3 separate regions of the Homo sapiens genome follow, and all the other regions are linked to region 1. Evidence: chromatin loops called from intact Hi-C (ENCODE). Cell type or tissue: sigmoid colon. All regions are shown on one strand. Links, peaks and the distances in the headings refer to the core of each region. The heading gives the core; the rest is flanking DNA. Region 1 holds the start of SORCS1 (sortilin related VPS10 domain containing receptor 1). Region 2 overlaps SORCS1 (sortilin related VPS10 domain containing receptor 1). Region 3 overlaps SORCS1 (sortilin related VPS10 domain containing receptor 1).

Region 1 (4,894 bases), core at 525-4,524:
ATCTTGCACAAAAATGGATCACCTGAGTGTGCTTGTGCCCTTGTACTTGTGTCATCTTTGGAGATGACTATTGGAGAGAAGGAACGGAACAGTGCAATTATGGAGTAGAGTGAGCAGTAAGAGGCTGTTGTGGTAGTCCAGATGAGAAATGATGATAACTTAGATGAAGTCGTGGCATATTTGTCACGTGCACAATGAAAAGACTCCTTATTGGAATTACAGATTTATGTTCTCTACTAGCCTTTGATATCAATTACTTTCCTAACAAATGACTCATTCTTATTATATTATATTAATAAAAATCTATTGGATTGCTTAGTGGGTTGTTGGATTGAAAACATCTTGAAATAGACTCCCCTCCATGATTAGCCTATTTATTGGAGTCTTCTAGATAAGGGGAATAATTTAGGAAATTACTGGTACTTTCCGCTTCTGTTTGTTGGCAAAAGTAAACGGGGAGCAGAGCCATAAGAAATAAAATGAATCCATCTATCTACATATGAACAATACGGCTTGCAGCCAATGTCATCCACACTTGTGTAACTTCTGTCTCAAATGAATAATTAAAATCAGGCATTAAAAACTTGCCTGCTCTCTATGAACTCCCAGCAAATGGACTGCAAATGCTTTCATTTTAAAGGGATCATTCTGACAGGTGTGTTTGAAAAGAGGTTGTAAATTCTGGGAAGGAAAAATCTACTCTACTTGTACGAGCATTCTTCAGGAAGCGCTTCCATTTTGAAACCAAAATAACATAAATGGTGGTAGGGCAATGATAGACTAAAGCCAGGAAATCTGAATCCACTAATGTCTTCTTTTCCATTTTGCTTCTTCCAGCCTATATTTGGATGATAATTTATTTGGGTTCTGATTCTTTAATCTGCTTTTCCTTTCTTGGAGGAATTCCCATGTACTTATCCAGACTGGAAAGGAGGTTAGCAGGGCATAGAAAGAAGTCATTAAGTAAATGATCCTGCAAAGCTCTAAAAACCTTTCTGAGGAAAGAAAAAACTACCGCTCTGGGTTTTGACAAAGAACATTTGCAATTTGAGGAGGAGAGAGGACCTCTGGCTCTCCTCTCCTCCATCTAGAGGCCATAGCCTGCCAGACAGCCTTTCTGTTTTGGAGGATTCAGGCATAAAGGAGCTTTTGCTTGTATTTCTTCTTTAACGACAAACAGGACACTCTTTTAGGTCCTTTTAGGTACTCAAGTTTAATGGCTGAGAAGCCTGCCCTCCTTGCATTTGCACTTTTTCTGCGCTGGTCGTAAGAACAAGAACTTAGGCCGATATTTTACAACACCTCTCTGGATTGGATTGATATAACAGACGTTTTCTTGGACATTAGAAAGAATTTCATTAATTGAAGAGTAATTATCACTCTGTATTACTTTGAACTTGGCCTCATCGCAAACACGGTATACAGATTTTTCAGTGAGGTTATTATTCTAGTATGAAAATGAACAAAAATGTAACTAGAAACTGGAATCGGTACTATTTTGTTGTGTCATTCATTTATTCAATCAGTAAATATTCATTAAATAATGTAATAACATGTACCTAAGAGAATATTACGTATATGAAGACTGCAAAGAAATCTGAAACCATTTCAACCCTTAGAAGCAAACTGTCTACTTTAAAAAGGATTGGATTTTGAGAAATCCTTTGCCGTTTTCAAAGCCCATTCACCTGCTATAAATCTTCATCTGAACTTACGAATAGTAGCAGGGTGCTAGGCTGGGCAGATACTATAATCATACAATTATAGAATTTTAGGAGCGGAAGGGATTTTAAAGGTCATCTAATGTGACCATTTAATTTTAAAGCTTAGGAAGCTGACAGATTGTGATTTGTCTGAGGTCCCAAAGCAAACCAGTGGCAGAGCACCATCACAGACTTGCTATTAGGGATCTCAAAGCATGTGGCAGTAGCACTGGGCCAGGCACCAAGTGACACAGAATAACTATAAGTACTGTGCCTCCTTTCCTGTATTTATTTGTTATGCAGATATGCATTAGACTCACAATAAATATTTATTGAACTAATGACTGGCAGATTTCCTCCCATGTAGGGTACTGTGCCACGTACTGAGGAAAATGGTAAACAAAAAACAGGTCACTTCCTCCAAGTTGCTCGAAATTTGATCTTCCTGTCCTCAATGAGTTTGCAGTCTCTTAGGGAAACCAAGATATATACGCTTAAAAAACGCGTAGTGGAAAGCGTTTTCTTAAATATGATTGCATGCAGGAAGATTGGGTTCAAATTCAGTGAATGCTTTAGGAGGTTAGGAGAGAAATCTAAGCGTTAAAATTGATGGGAAAAAAAATCCCCCAAACTAACACACACACACACACACACACACACACACTCACACACGAGATCATTTAATTACATCACTCTCTGCTGCTGCCTTTCCGGGATCTCCCCCCAGGCTGGGACACACAGGCTCTGCTGCGGGTAAGGTCAAGATGCCAACTCAGGAAGCATAAGAGAGGGAAGGAGCAGAAGCCCACCCATCCCTATCTCCTCAACTAGAAAAGACCAGAAAGACGGAGAAAAAAGGAAACAGCAACATAGACTCATAGAAACAATAAAGCAGGAATAGGAAGCTCCCGACACATCGACTGCTCCGGGAGCCCGGGGTCGACCGCCCCCGCGGGCAGGGTGCGCGGACTCAGCGCCGGGACCCGCGGCCGCGGGGGCGCAGAGTGGGCGGCGGGGAGAGGCGGCGGCAGCGCCTGCGAGGCCGAGGGGAGGTCGCCGGCGGCGCCTCCAGCGCCCGGAGACCCGGTGCGCAGCGCAGCTCGGCCGCGGGACGCGGCGCCCGGAGTCCCGGCAGCGCCTGCCCTCCCTCCCGCGTCGCCCGCCAGCGCCCGCGCCCGCTCCGCCAGTGACTTCAGCTCAGCTCCACCCCCGCGCGGCGGCGGCTCGCTCCGTCCGGACCCGCGCTCGGCACAAGCCCAGCCCGGGCAAGCGGCCGCCACCTGCCCGGCGCCGCCTCCGCCCGCCCCCACCGCGGCGCAACTTGGATGGAGTTGGGGTCCTGAGCGCCGGCCCCCCACAGCCGCCAGCGCAGAGCTCGTGCCGCCACCTTCGTTCTGGGACCCCTCTCTCCGCTGCTCTTCGCTCCCGCGATGGGAAAAGTTGGCGCCGGCGGCGGCTCCCAAGCCCGGCTGAGCGCGCTCCTCGCCGGCGCGGGGCTCTTGATCCTCTGCGCCCCGGGCGTCTGCGGCGGCGGCTCCTGCTGCCCCTCGCCGCACCCCAGCTCCGCTCCACGCTCGGCCTCGACCCCTAGGGGCTTTTCCCACCAGGGGCGGCCAGGCAGGGCTCCTGCCACGCCCCTGCCCCTCGTAGTGCGTCCCCTGTTCTCAGTGGCCCCCGGGGACCGAGCGCTATCCCTGGAGCGGGCTCGGGGCACTGGGGCATCCATGGCGGTTGCTGCACGCTCCGGCCGGAGGAGACGGAGCGGAGCGGATCAGGAGAAGGCAGAACGGGGAGAGGGCGCGAGTCGGAGCCCCCGGGGAGTGCTAAGAGATGGAGGGCAGCAGGAGCCTGGGACTCGGGAGCGGGACCCGGACAAAGCCACCCGCTTCCGGATGGAGGAGCTGAGACTGACCAGCACCACGTTTGCGCTGACGGGAGACTCAGCACACAACCAAGCCATGGTCCACTGGTCTGGCCACAACAGCAGCGTGAGTAGAATGGGACTGAGGGTAAAGGGGTGGAAAGATGGAAAGGGTTAAAGTCGGCTGTGTGATCTGATGGAGAATTGGGGGGAAATAGGGTTTCTGGACATGGGAGATGCTGCAAACTGGTCTCTGCCCACTTCCCCCAAGAGTTAACATCACCTACTAGGAGACCAACCTCCCCATCTCTCCCACCAACACCATCAGAGTCCTCTCCAAATGCCACAGCTTCAAACTGAGGAGTCAAATCCCTATTTCCTGTTGCCTTGGTCGCATTGGTGTGTGGAACTGAAGACCAGGTAAACAGAGGGGTTAAAGTTCTCCTAATACAGAGATGAAAGGGTTAAATTTCCAGGCAAGCTGACATCCCCTCAAGTGACTTTCCCTTTACTTGCCAGACCTATGTACTGGCTCAAAGAAGATTAAGAAGACCCATATATGTAGGCGTTTTATTTTATTTTATTTTAATTTCATGCGGAGCTCCTAACCCCTTCTTCTCCACAAGGGAGAACTGCAGTGGAGAGTATATAAGGTGTTCTTTAGTGTATCCTCTGCTTTAGGGACCAAGTGGATGCAAGTTTCAGGGCAGGAACTCTCCAGCATCTTCTAACAGCGCTAAGCGAGGGTGTTTTGAGAACTGGGGCTTTCCAGCCCGTGAATGAGCGGTTGTTCTCTGGCATGGTCAGTCCCAGGAAGATCAGATATATCCCAGTGACAACAACTCCCTGTTCTCCCCCATTGCCTGACCTCCTCTAATGAAGAGCACAAATAAAGACTTAACATTCCCTTTATGAAGGCAGGAAAGGGATTGCTCAATTCCAGGAGGCTGGATTCCAGGGGACTTAGGATGCAAGTCCATGAGCTTTGGTCCTATCAGGAAAGGTTTTAGATTTTCAGAAAAGCTTGCATGTCTGCAATCTGAGGGAGCTATTCCTGTTTAAATTGAACCTAGAAACTTCAGTGAGTTGAAATAGTAGAGAACCAGCTTTGATTGTAATAACTAAAAGTGATTTTAAAGTGTGGAAACTTCTCCAGACATAGACAAGAACATAACAACCAAGGATGGGTAAAATGGGGGAAAAAAATTTCAAGTTTTACAGCTTCAACCAGGTAATTGAGATTGTAGTGTTTGTAATATGCACAATTTACGCAGTCTGGAACCTTTCAAAACGTTTTCTGTTGTGATGTAATTCCCAGAAACCTTCCCAG
Region 2 (4,894 bases), core at 406-4,405, 270 kb after region 1:
TTTTGTTTTTACAAACAGAGAAGTAAGCCAACAGTGTGGTAAGCGTTCACTGTTTCAAATGCAAAAACAGGATGTAATGAAAATTCATAGGAAGAGCAATCATGAGAATTCTTGACGGAAAATATGCCTATTTAGTGTGCGGTTTGGGAAGGATGGTCCCAAGGGAGATGTCCCTTGAGCTTCTTTTCTGAGGTTTGAGGAGTAGGTAATAGCCTTGCAGAGAAGGAAGAGATGGACATCTCATGGAGGAAAAAAATATGTGTGTGTGTATGTACATACACACATACATATACGTATATAATATATAGAGAGGAAGAGTGCAAAAGGATGGAATAGTGAAATAACATGGCTTATTCTGCTATTTACATGTAACCCTGTATACTTGGAAGGAAGCATTCATTTGGGCAAGTGGTAATTGTTGAATCTAAAGATCCATGCTGGTGCCAGGAACTTATGAAGGAAGTTAAGGGATTTTGAATCTATCTTGAAAGCCCTTGGGAGTCATTAAAAGACTCTACACAGAAAGATCTTCGAGGGACATTTGGAAGATACTTTGTGGAAATGCAGCCCTGGAAGCATAGAGACCAGTTCAGAGGCTACTGTAAAAATTTTGGACAAAAAAAAAAAAAAAAAAAAAGCCCTGGTGGCAGGATGGATTTAAGTAATAGTAAACAGGTGGAATGAAAAGGAAGTAAGTGAGATGGCGCAGCCCTGGATGATTTTTAGAACTTCAGACTAGACAACTGACTTCATAGTCCCGCAGCTTATCCACATGGGGTGCTGGAGAGAGAGTTGGACGCTTTTGAGGGGAGAGGACTGGGACATGTAATAGGGCAGGATGTTGCTTATTTATCTTTCTTTAGGATCCACCATTCCTTCCCTTACTCTTCTCCTATTAATGCCTAGTTTAGTTCTCAGTCTACATAGAGAATGTTTTACTTTTCTTGCCAAACCCATATTGTTAAATCCCCAGGGCTTAGTGAGGAATTCAGAGAGGGAACTTCATGGCTGCCACTTGGGTTCATGTGACTGACAGGAAGAGCAAATGTGTTAGAATAGGGTTGGCTTATAACTATTACAGAAAAAAATATGGCTTGGTTCTGTGTTCTCAGCACTACCACGTTCTACTGGTAGGACTTTGGAATGGGTCCTTCACTACCTGGAAAGATTATTTTGAGAAATGAATGATTTATGGAGTAAGAATCCACCTGGTAAACCACTAAGGACCATGTAAATCTAAAATCAATTAATCTATAAACTAGAGAAAGAAATTAGGCCAAAACCCAGCACTATTCTGACCAAAGAAGTCAAGACCAGGCAGTGAGTTCCTTTACTTAGGAGCTGGGGACAGAATATAAATAAATGGGCCTTTGGGTTTGTGGGAAAAGGAGATAATAAAGATAAAGGCAACAATGAATGGCTTGGAATGGAAAAAGAACCATCAGAATTGATCATTACAATTAGGAGCTATTTCTTTGGGAAAAAATAAGGAAAACCCAAGAGGGAATAAGGAGAATGATATAATCAGGCTGGCAGCCCTGTGTCTTCCACTCCCCCACAAGTCTGGCTCCAGCTGCTGTCAGCCACACCACCTACATCTTCTCAGCAGCGTATCCTAGATTTGCACCCTGACAGCTACCCCTGACCCCCTACGCAAAAATTATCTTTTGATCAGTGACAGTGGCCATTTGTTTGATGCTGGGAGGTTTCCAGTGCCATGCTCATTTCGGAATGGTTGAAATGGTTCTCTTTTCGTGAGTAAACAGAGGAAGAAGATTATGACACAGGTGGTTAACTGGTTCCTAATGTACCTGTAAAACTCCTGCATAGAAAGCCCAGCAGAAGGACAGCAGTCCTGCCGATGTTGGCTGTCAGACATCTAATTAGGTGGGAGGGTGATTAGCAGGCTCTGCTGTAAGTGGGTTTATTTTAATAGATGTTTTTAGGACATCATTGGGCAGAACAGTATCTGATCAGCATGGGTTTAAAGAAATCTGAAGAGCAAAATGACAAGACTGGAATTAGAAACATGGAGACAGTTTCAAAACCTTTCCATATAGAACCAGGAGAATAAGGGGATTTCACATTGCCCTAAGAGCTTGAGATTACAACCACGGCATTGCTCTTTTGAAAGAGCTGTGGAAATAAACATCGTCAGGCAATGTTTTCCAGTTGAAAGCAACAACAATCCACTCTGGCTGTTTTCACTGAAGGGGAATTTATCTGCAGGATAACTGATGTTTACAGAATCGCCATGGGTCCCAGCGAAGGAATGGCCAGTGGCCAAGGCTGCACCAGAGGACTGAAAAATAGGAACCTTAACAAGTCAGGATGCTGTTTAGCAAATGCCTAGACACCGAATGTTTGTTCCATTCTTATGTTTCTCAAAGTTCAAAGTCCTGAGCTCACGTGTACCATTGACTAAGCGTTGGTTACAGTCTCACTCTGTGGCTCTGCATAGTGGAAGGACAAGGATTTTGGCCCCTTTAGTTCTGGCCCCTATTCATGACATTTTTTTTTTTAGTGATAGAGAGGTTAATTTCCTGAAAGGAAATTTGAGTGTTGGGAAGGAATAATGGCTTTTGAGTCACATACACAAGCACACATACATGTACACACACAGATACCCAGAGGTGAATTTCCAGTGTGGAAATGGTATGGAGGTGTTGGAAAAACCCAACCACAAAAGCTGATGTTTTTATGATGGGATTGTAAAATATTAAGATGTCAGGCCAAGGAGAAGTGAATAGAAAAGGTATATCTTTTTTTTAATGTAGGACACACATTAAGGATAAGCTGAAAGATAGAGGATCCTAAAAGGCAACAGCAAATTGATCATGGACAATAAATTCTAAAAACCTTTGTCATTTCTGGACCAATGCACATAAACAGTTTTGGGGGCCAGGTATGGTGGCTTATGCCTGTAATCACAGCACTTTGGGAGGTTGAGGCAGGAGGATTGCTTGAGTCTAGAGAACTGTGATGACACCACTGCACTCCAGCCTGGGCAACAGAGCAAGACCCTGCCTTTAAAAAACAAACAAAACAGGCCAGGCGAGGTGGCTCATGCCTGTAATCCCAGCACTTTGGGAGGCCGAGGTGGGCGGATCACGAGGTCAGGAGATCAAGACCACAGTGAAACCCCGTCTCTACTAAAAAAATACAAAAAAATTAGCCGGGCGCGGTGGCAGGCGCCTGTAGTCCCAGCTACTCGGGAGGCTGAGGCAGGAGAATGGCGTGAACCCGGGAGGTGGAGCTTGCAGTGAGCCGAGATTGCACCACTGCACTCCAGCCTGGGAGACAGAGCAAGACTCCATCTCAAAAAAAAAAAAAAAAAAACAGTATTTGGTGCATAGATTATGGAAATGGAGTGAGTAATGTGTCAGAACATCTGAACCTGTGACCTTGAGTCATTTCATCTCTCCCTGTGAACTCTAACACTGAGCTTCAGTTATATAAAGTGTTAATATTTGTAATATGTTATGGGTTGGTGCTTTAGTTGGGGAAAGTTTCCAGGGAGAGTGGATCTAGTGTGTCAAAGTTCATTTTAATCTGTTTTGTAAAACAATGTAAAAAACATATAACCTAAAATTAACCATCTTAATTCCATCTTATCCATTTCTAACTGTACAATTCACTAGTGTTACATATATTCACATTGTTTTGAAGCAGATCTTAAAAAAATTTTCATCTTGTAAATTTCAAACTCTGTATCCATTAAGTAACTGTCTTTTCTCCCCTACCCCTAATCCCTAGGAGCCACTATTCTACTTTTCATTTCTTTTTTTTTTTTTTTTTTTGAGACAAAGTCTCACTCTGTCACCCAGGCTGGAGTGCAGTGGCGCAATCTTGGCTCACTGCAACCCCTGTCTCCTGGGTTCAAGCAATTCTCGTGCCTCAGCCTCCTGAGTAGCTAGGATCACAGGCATCTGCCACCACACTGAGCTACTTTCTATATTTTTAGTAGAGATGAGGTTTCACCATGTTGGTCAGGCTGGTCTCAAACTCCTGACTTCAGGTGATCCACCCGCCTTGGCCTCCCAAAGTGCTAGGAATACAGGCATGAGCCACTGCACCCGGCCTCTACTTTTCATTTCTATGAATTTGACTACTTTAGATACCTCATGTAAGTAGAATCATACAGTGTTTGTGTTTGTGTAACTGGCTTATTTCACTTAGCATAATGTCGCCAAGTTCCATCTATGTTCTAACATGTTTCAGAATTTTCTTCCTTTGTAAGGCTAAATATTATATGTATGTAGGCATATATATATATACACACACACACATATATATATGTTTGTGTACACATATATGTATATGTATGATAACATTTTGTCCATTCATCAGTGAGTAGTTGAGTTGCTATTGTTGGCTATTGTTGGCTATTGTTGCTATAAACGTGGGCATGCAAATATCCCTTTGAGACTCTGTTTGGACATACACCTAAGAGTGGGATTACTGGATCAAATGGCAATTCTATTTTTAATTTTTTAAGGAACCTCCATACCATTTTCCATAGTGGTTGTACCGTTTTGTAGTCTCACCAACATTATGCAAGTGTTCCAGTTTCTCCACATCCTCTCCAATTTATTTTATTATTAGTAGTAGTATTTTTGAGACAGAGTCTTACTGTGTCTCCCAGGCTGGAGTGCGGTAGCACAATCTTAGCTCACTGCAACCTCTTCCTCCTGGGTTCAAGCGATTCACCTGCCTCAGCCTCCCAAGTAGCTAGGACTGCAGGTGCACGCCACCATGCCCGGCTAATTTTTGTATGTTTAGTAGAGACCAGGTTTTACCATGTTTGTCAGGCTGGTCTTGAACTCCTGACCTCAGGTGATCTGCCCACCTAAGCCTCCCAAAGTGCTGGGATTACAGGCATGAGTCACCACAC
Region 3 (4,894 bases), core at 542-4,541, 460 kb after region 1:
ATTTAGAGGGGTTAAGAGTGGCTGTGTAGGAGAGAGAGAGAGAGACGTGGTGGTGCCCTTGACACTGTGCCTGCAGGTTGCTCATGTGCTGGCTGGAGACCACACCTGCCCTCTCTACCTGCCCTCTGTACCTTCCTGCCCTCTCTCACACCCACCAGGATTCTTTGGGCTGCATGCTTTGGACAAGATTGGAGGGGAACTGGCTGTGGTGGCACCTGCTTGTAGTCTCAGCTCCTGGGGAGGATCACTTGAGCCCAGGAGTTGAAGGGTGCATGAGCTATGATTGTGCCACTGCACTCTAGCCCTGGGCAATAGAGTGAGATTTAGCTTTAAAAATTTTTTCAAAAAGGCTGGGCACAGTGGGTCATGCCTGTAATCCCAGCATTTTGGGAGGCCGAGGCGGGCAGATCACCTGAGGTCAGGAGTTCGAGACCAGCTTGGGCAACATGGTGAAACCCTCCCCCCCACCATCTCTACTAAAAGAATACAAAACATAGCCAGGTGTGGTGGCAAGGGCTTGTAATCCTAGATACTCTGGAGGCTAAGGCAGGAGAATCACTTGAACCTGGGAGGCGGAGGTTGCAGTGAGCCGAGATAGTGCCATTGTACTCCAGCCTGGGTAACAGCAGTGAAACTTCATCTCAAAAAAAAAAAAAAAATTAAATTAAATAGAAGAGACCTAGATTGAATTTGGACACCAATCCTAGCCTGGTTTTCCATCTAATATGCCAGCACTCCTGTCTGTGCCATGTGCCCATAATCATCAGTGTAACACCATCAAACTGGAATTCAGTGCCCAGAGATGTGAGCCTCCAGCTCTGCCACTGTTTGGGTTGGGCCATTTCATTCTGATATGGCACAGGGACCTACTTGTAGGGTCATAGACTTGGGTCTAGAGACCTGGGCTGGTGATGGCAATCAGCCAATGTACCCCATTTGAAAAAAATAACTCAAAATGTTTTCTGGCATCTGAGTCACAGTGCAAACTTAAGAATTGTATTTTTGTCCAGTAGGTTCAGTTTGGGCCGCTGACCAGCTCATATGTCTTTATAAGTTGTGTTTGAACTGAAGGCCAATTCTTTACACTTGTCCGCAATAGACATTAATGCCATTTGTTGTGTTGGAAGCTTCCTCCTTCCATTCAGGTGACTGTTCTGTGACCTGTGCCTGTTACAGTAGCTCGAGCTTCTTACAGTCTTGTTTTTATGATCCAGCTGACATCAGGAGGGCGGCCACATTACTACGTGTCCTACCGAAGGAATGCATTTGCCCAAATGAAGCTTCCGAAATATGCTTTGCCCAAGGTATGGCCTAAATCACTTTCTTCATTTCACTCTTGACTCTCATTCACAGAAGCCAGCCTCCATCCCTTTCCCAAGGACTCTTTCAGCCTCTCATAGTCATGTTTTCTTTACATCTCTCATCTCTGTTTCCCAAGTTTGCTCTGCCTTACTGTCTCTTTGGTCAGTCCTATTACCCTCCTCTTGTTTCCTCCCTCCCTCCCTTCCTTTCTCTCTCTCTCTTCCTTTCTTTCTTTCCTTCTTTCTTTCTTTCTCTTTCTCCTTCATCTTACTTTCTTTTTTTCTCTTTCTCTTTTTCTTTCTTTCATCTTACTTTCTCTTTTTCTCTTTCTTTCTTTTTTCTTTCTTTCTTTCTTCTCTGTCTCTGAGATTGTTGCTATAGGAACATTCATATGAATTTTAATAATTGATTTGCTTTTCAATAGTAAAGATTTTCAAGCCATATGTATTGGTTTTCTAACAAGACAGAAAATATTTTTTGGATGTGTTATGTATCAGTGCAACAGCTGCCGTCCATTTCTGTCCCATTTGATTATCAGTTGTTTACTGAGCAGTGATGCCGTGACGTGGCACCAGCCTTTGCTTTCTCAGCCAGTCAGCTCCCTGTAAACTTATGAGACTGGTTGTCTTTAGAGTTCTGAGTCGCAGCTAATTTTTTAGACTTCCCCAAAGGCATATCCTTTGGAAAACAGAGGCAAACAAAAGTTAAAGACCCTCAACTGTTGACATCCCCAGGCTGTCTTTCCAGAAGTGCTGAAGAACTGCGTTAATATGGAGCGCCACCTAGTGGAGGTCAAACTGACTCGGGAGCTCAGAGCTGTGTATTTGCGATCTTGCTGCCATCGTGATGTATTTGAAGTGACTAGGAACTGTAAATGTACTGTGCCTTAATCTTAGAGCAAGGGAGATGCATGTGGCTATAAGAAAGGGACTATGCAGGTTTAAAGAGAGTTATAGCTCAACTTTGAAGCCTTTGGGTTGCACAAAGAACATACCTAACTTTTTTTAATTGAGTTGCCATGCCTCTTTCTCTTATATTTTCATCCATCACTTTGTCGTATGTTGTCTTGAACCAACACCAGATAGCTGCCCAGGAAGTCATATAATAGACATAACACAAGGACACAGCACGCCTCCTCTCCCGGGAGAGCCAGTGGTAACAGATTGTTCTGGTTTCTCCAGGATGAATTCTCTTTCTTGGCTACCACCCTTCCCTCACCCTAACGTAGTGAAAGGTGGGATGTAAGCCTCAGCCCATTAGAGGTAATAACACACACTGAGTTGCACTATTAACTTGAAAGAACTATAGCTATGTTCGTGGTTGTTATTTTCAGCTGCTGAGAGATTAATGACTGTGGTAATTATCCAGAACTGTATGTATGTCTGTGTATGGATACATTTAAGTTCTTGTTGTTCTTGATTTGGCTTAAGTGTTTGTTTTTTTTTTCTCCAGTAAGACAAGAATTTACAACACTTAAGTTGTGCCTTAGATGAGAATTGGATAACATCACTATGTAAAAGGAAAACTGAGTGTTGTTCAAATTACCTCTGATAATCTCTTAGGAAGGTCTGTCAGAGAAATGAACATGTTAACTCAATAAATACAACAGAGCCAGGTTTTGTTTTGTTTTTTTCCTCTTGAGCATTGAAATAAATTGTTGTTTCTTTGATTGACTAATAAATGAAGTAGTTGACTTGCAGGATTTGCACCTTAAAAAAAGAATTATCCTCAATGTAATGACATGCTGCTGTTGTTCAAGGGGGATGTGGAAATGGAGACCATATCCTCATCTTATGCGCACTCTTGGGAATAAACTGTTTTTTGTTTTTGTTTTTGTTTTTGTTTTGTTTTGTTTTTGAGACACAATCTCGCTCTGTCACCCAGGCTGGAGTGCAGTGGCGCAGTCTTGGCTCACTGCAACCTCCACCTCCCGGGTTCAAGCGATTCTCCTGCCTCAGCCTCCCGAGTAGCTGGGACTACAGGAGCGTGCCACCAAGCCTGGCTAATTTTTGTATTTTTAGCGGAGACAGACTTTCACCATATTGGTCAGGCTGGTCTTGAACTCCTGACCTCGTGATCCGCCTGCCTTGGCCTCCCAAAGTGGTGGGATTACAGGTGTGAGCCACTGAGCCTGGCCGGTAATAAACTCGTTAAGTGACATAAGTTTTGGTGGAAATCAAATGCTATTTGTAGCATAATTGAGGCTAGAACTCAAGTCTCCTGACTCTCAAGGTAGTACTTTTTTATATTATACTTTCTTAGTAAATTAATAGCTTCTGTTATTAAAACATAGCATCATCACCCCATCAAAATTCCATATACTGTCAGGGGCATTAAGAAGAAAATCCCATTGACTTAAGGAGCCCCAGAAATCATAGTTTAAAATCAAAGAAATGTTTGTAGACTCATTGCTGGAGGTTTGGGAAACAGATACTTTGCATTGCTTGTTCATAGCCATCACACAGATCACTGCTGACAGTTGCCCGCAGTGGCATCTAGCCAATATGGAAGGAAAAAGTTTTACTTTGAACCCAAATTTGCATCTGTCTTCTTCCTCCTGTTCTCCCAGAAGAGCATGTTCCATTACTCAGTCTTATCTGGGTTCTGAGGGTAGAATGCAGTGATTAATTTAGCTTGTTCCCAGAAAAAATAGGGGCTAGTACAGCAGATGAATGTATTATTTAGTCCGGGTGGATGTTTATTATTTAAGGCAATGAGATTCTTTATTACAATCCCATTATACCTTCAAAAAGAAACCCCAGCTTGGGTGGAATGATCTGCAACAAAGGTGCATATATTTCATGGCCTGTCAGGGCTGGTGCAACTGGAAATGAACAAAGCTTCATGCCGACCAAAGGAATTGAGACAAACCAGCACTTTTATGCTCAATTTTCTTTAATCACCCACTACCATTGTATCAACTCCTGAAAGATCATAGTCACCCTGAGCTGTGCTCAAAAAAATATTTACTAATAGTAAAGAATGACAGTGGGTAGGGAGATTTTAATATTGCCATTGCCATTAAGAGCATGTGGCCCTCCAGACAGGGGAAAGTAATGAGTTTTCCTTCTTTTAACTTGCTGGGAACCCATTCTGAGCTACTCAAGTGAGATAAATGAGGCAATACATACGAAAGTGCTTTGAGCATTTTGGAGGACAGATACTCTATAAAAGCAAGGTAATATTATTATTAGTATGGATCTAGTTGTCTCCGTGGTGGAAGATCGATGTGGACCAGGATGCAGGTGATGTGAAGGCTGCTTGATTTGCAGCAGGAGACCTGGATTAGGGACCCAGATCTGTCACTAACTTGCTTTGAAACCTTGGGCTGGTTTGTCAATGTCTCTTTTCTTTATTTTTTTTTTTTTTAAATAAGGAGCTTAGATTCACAACAATATTTTCTCATATGTGTTACTTAGAATAAAATGTCCTTAGTAATCCTTCCTGAGAATTTGGTTGTGTGGTCAAATATGTCTGAAAAAAGGAATAAACTTCATTCTGTGTTTCTTGCCTAGAGAGTAACAGTAGCTCACTGGTGTGTTGAAGGTTTAGAACATCCAATAAGCAAGAAAGCTCTTTAATTCACCATTAA

Evidence for each region. Hi-C counts contacts between places; a loop is a spot of excess contacts. Peaks named below come from ENCODE experiments on the same cell type or tissue, not always from the same donor. Only the 100,000 strongest peaks of a DNase experiment are listed, where the experiment ranks them.
Region 2: it touches region 1 in a loop (3-fold over the local background); 1 of 110 quality-filtered maps calls a loop at or near these places.
Region 3: a loop joins it to region 1, with 4 times the contacts of the local background. A loop is called at or near these places in 1 of 110 quality-filtered maps.

What each region holds. Positions count from the first base shown.
Region 1 is chr10:107,162,766-107,167,659 of GRCh38, reverse strand. It overlaps SORCS1 (sortilin related VPS10 domain containing receptor 1), which reads left to right and starts at 2,954. Exons shown (of 26, transcript NM_052918.5): 1 at 2,954-3,691. The coding sequence starts at 3,134. RefSeq lists a silencer at 3,045-3,238. In sigmoid colon, for the core only: no CTCF peak of the experiment used is centred there; DNase peaks (open chromatin) are centred at 2,919, 3,466 and 4,469; H3K4me3 peaks cover 2,609 bases; H3K27me3 peaks cover 2,679 bases.
Region 2 is chr10:106,895,335-106,900,228 of GRCh38, reverse strand. The region is part of intron 2 of SORCS1 (sortilin related VPS10 domain containing receptor 1); the gene reads left to right. Among named protein-coding and RNA genes, the nearest start is that of SORCS1, 270 kb to the left of the region's middle. In sigmoid colon, for the core only: no CTCF peak of the experiment used is centred there; a DNase peak (open chromatin) is centred at 2,278; H3K27ac peaks cover 758 bases.
Region 3 is chr10:106,702,955-106,707,848 of GRCh38, reverse strand. SORCS1 (sortilin related VPS10 domain containing receptor 1) reads left to right here. Exons shown (of 26, transcript NM_052918.5): 8 at 1,215-1,304. Among named protein-coding and RNA genes, the nearest start is that of SORCS1, 460 kb to the left of the region's middle. In sigmoid colon, for the core only: CTCF peaks have their summits at 1,908 and 2,112 (motif pointing left); a DNase peak (open chromatin) is centred at 2,078.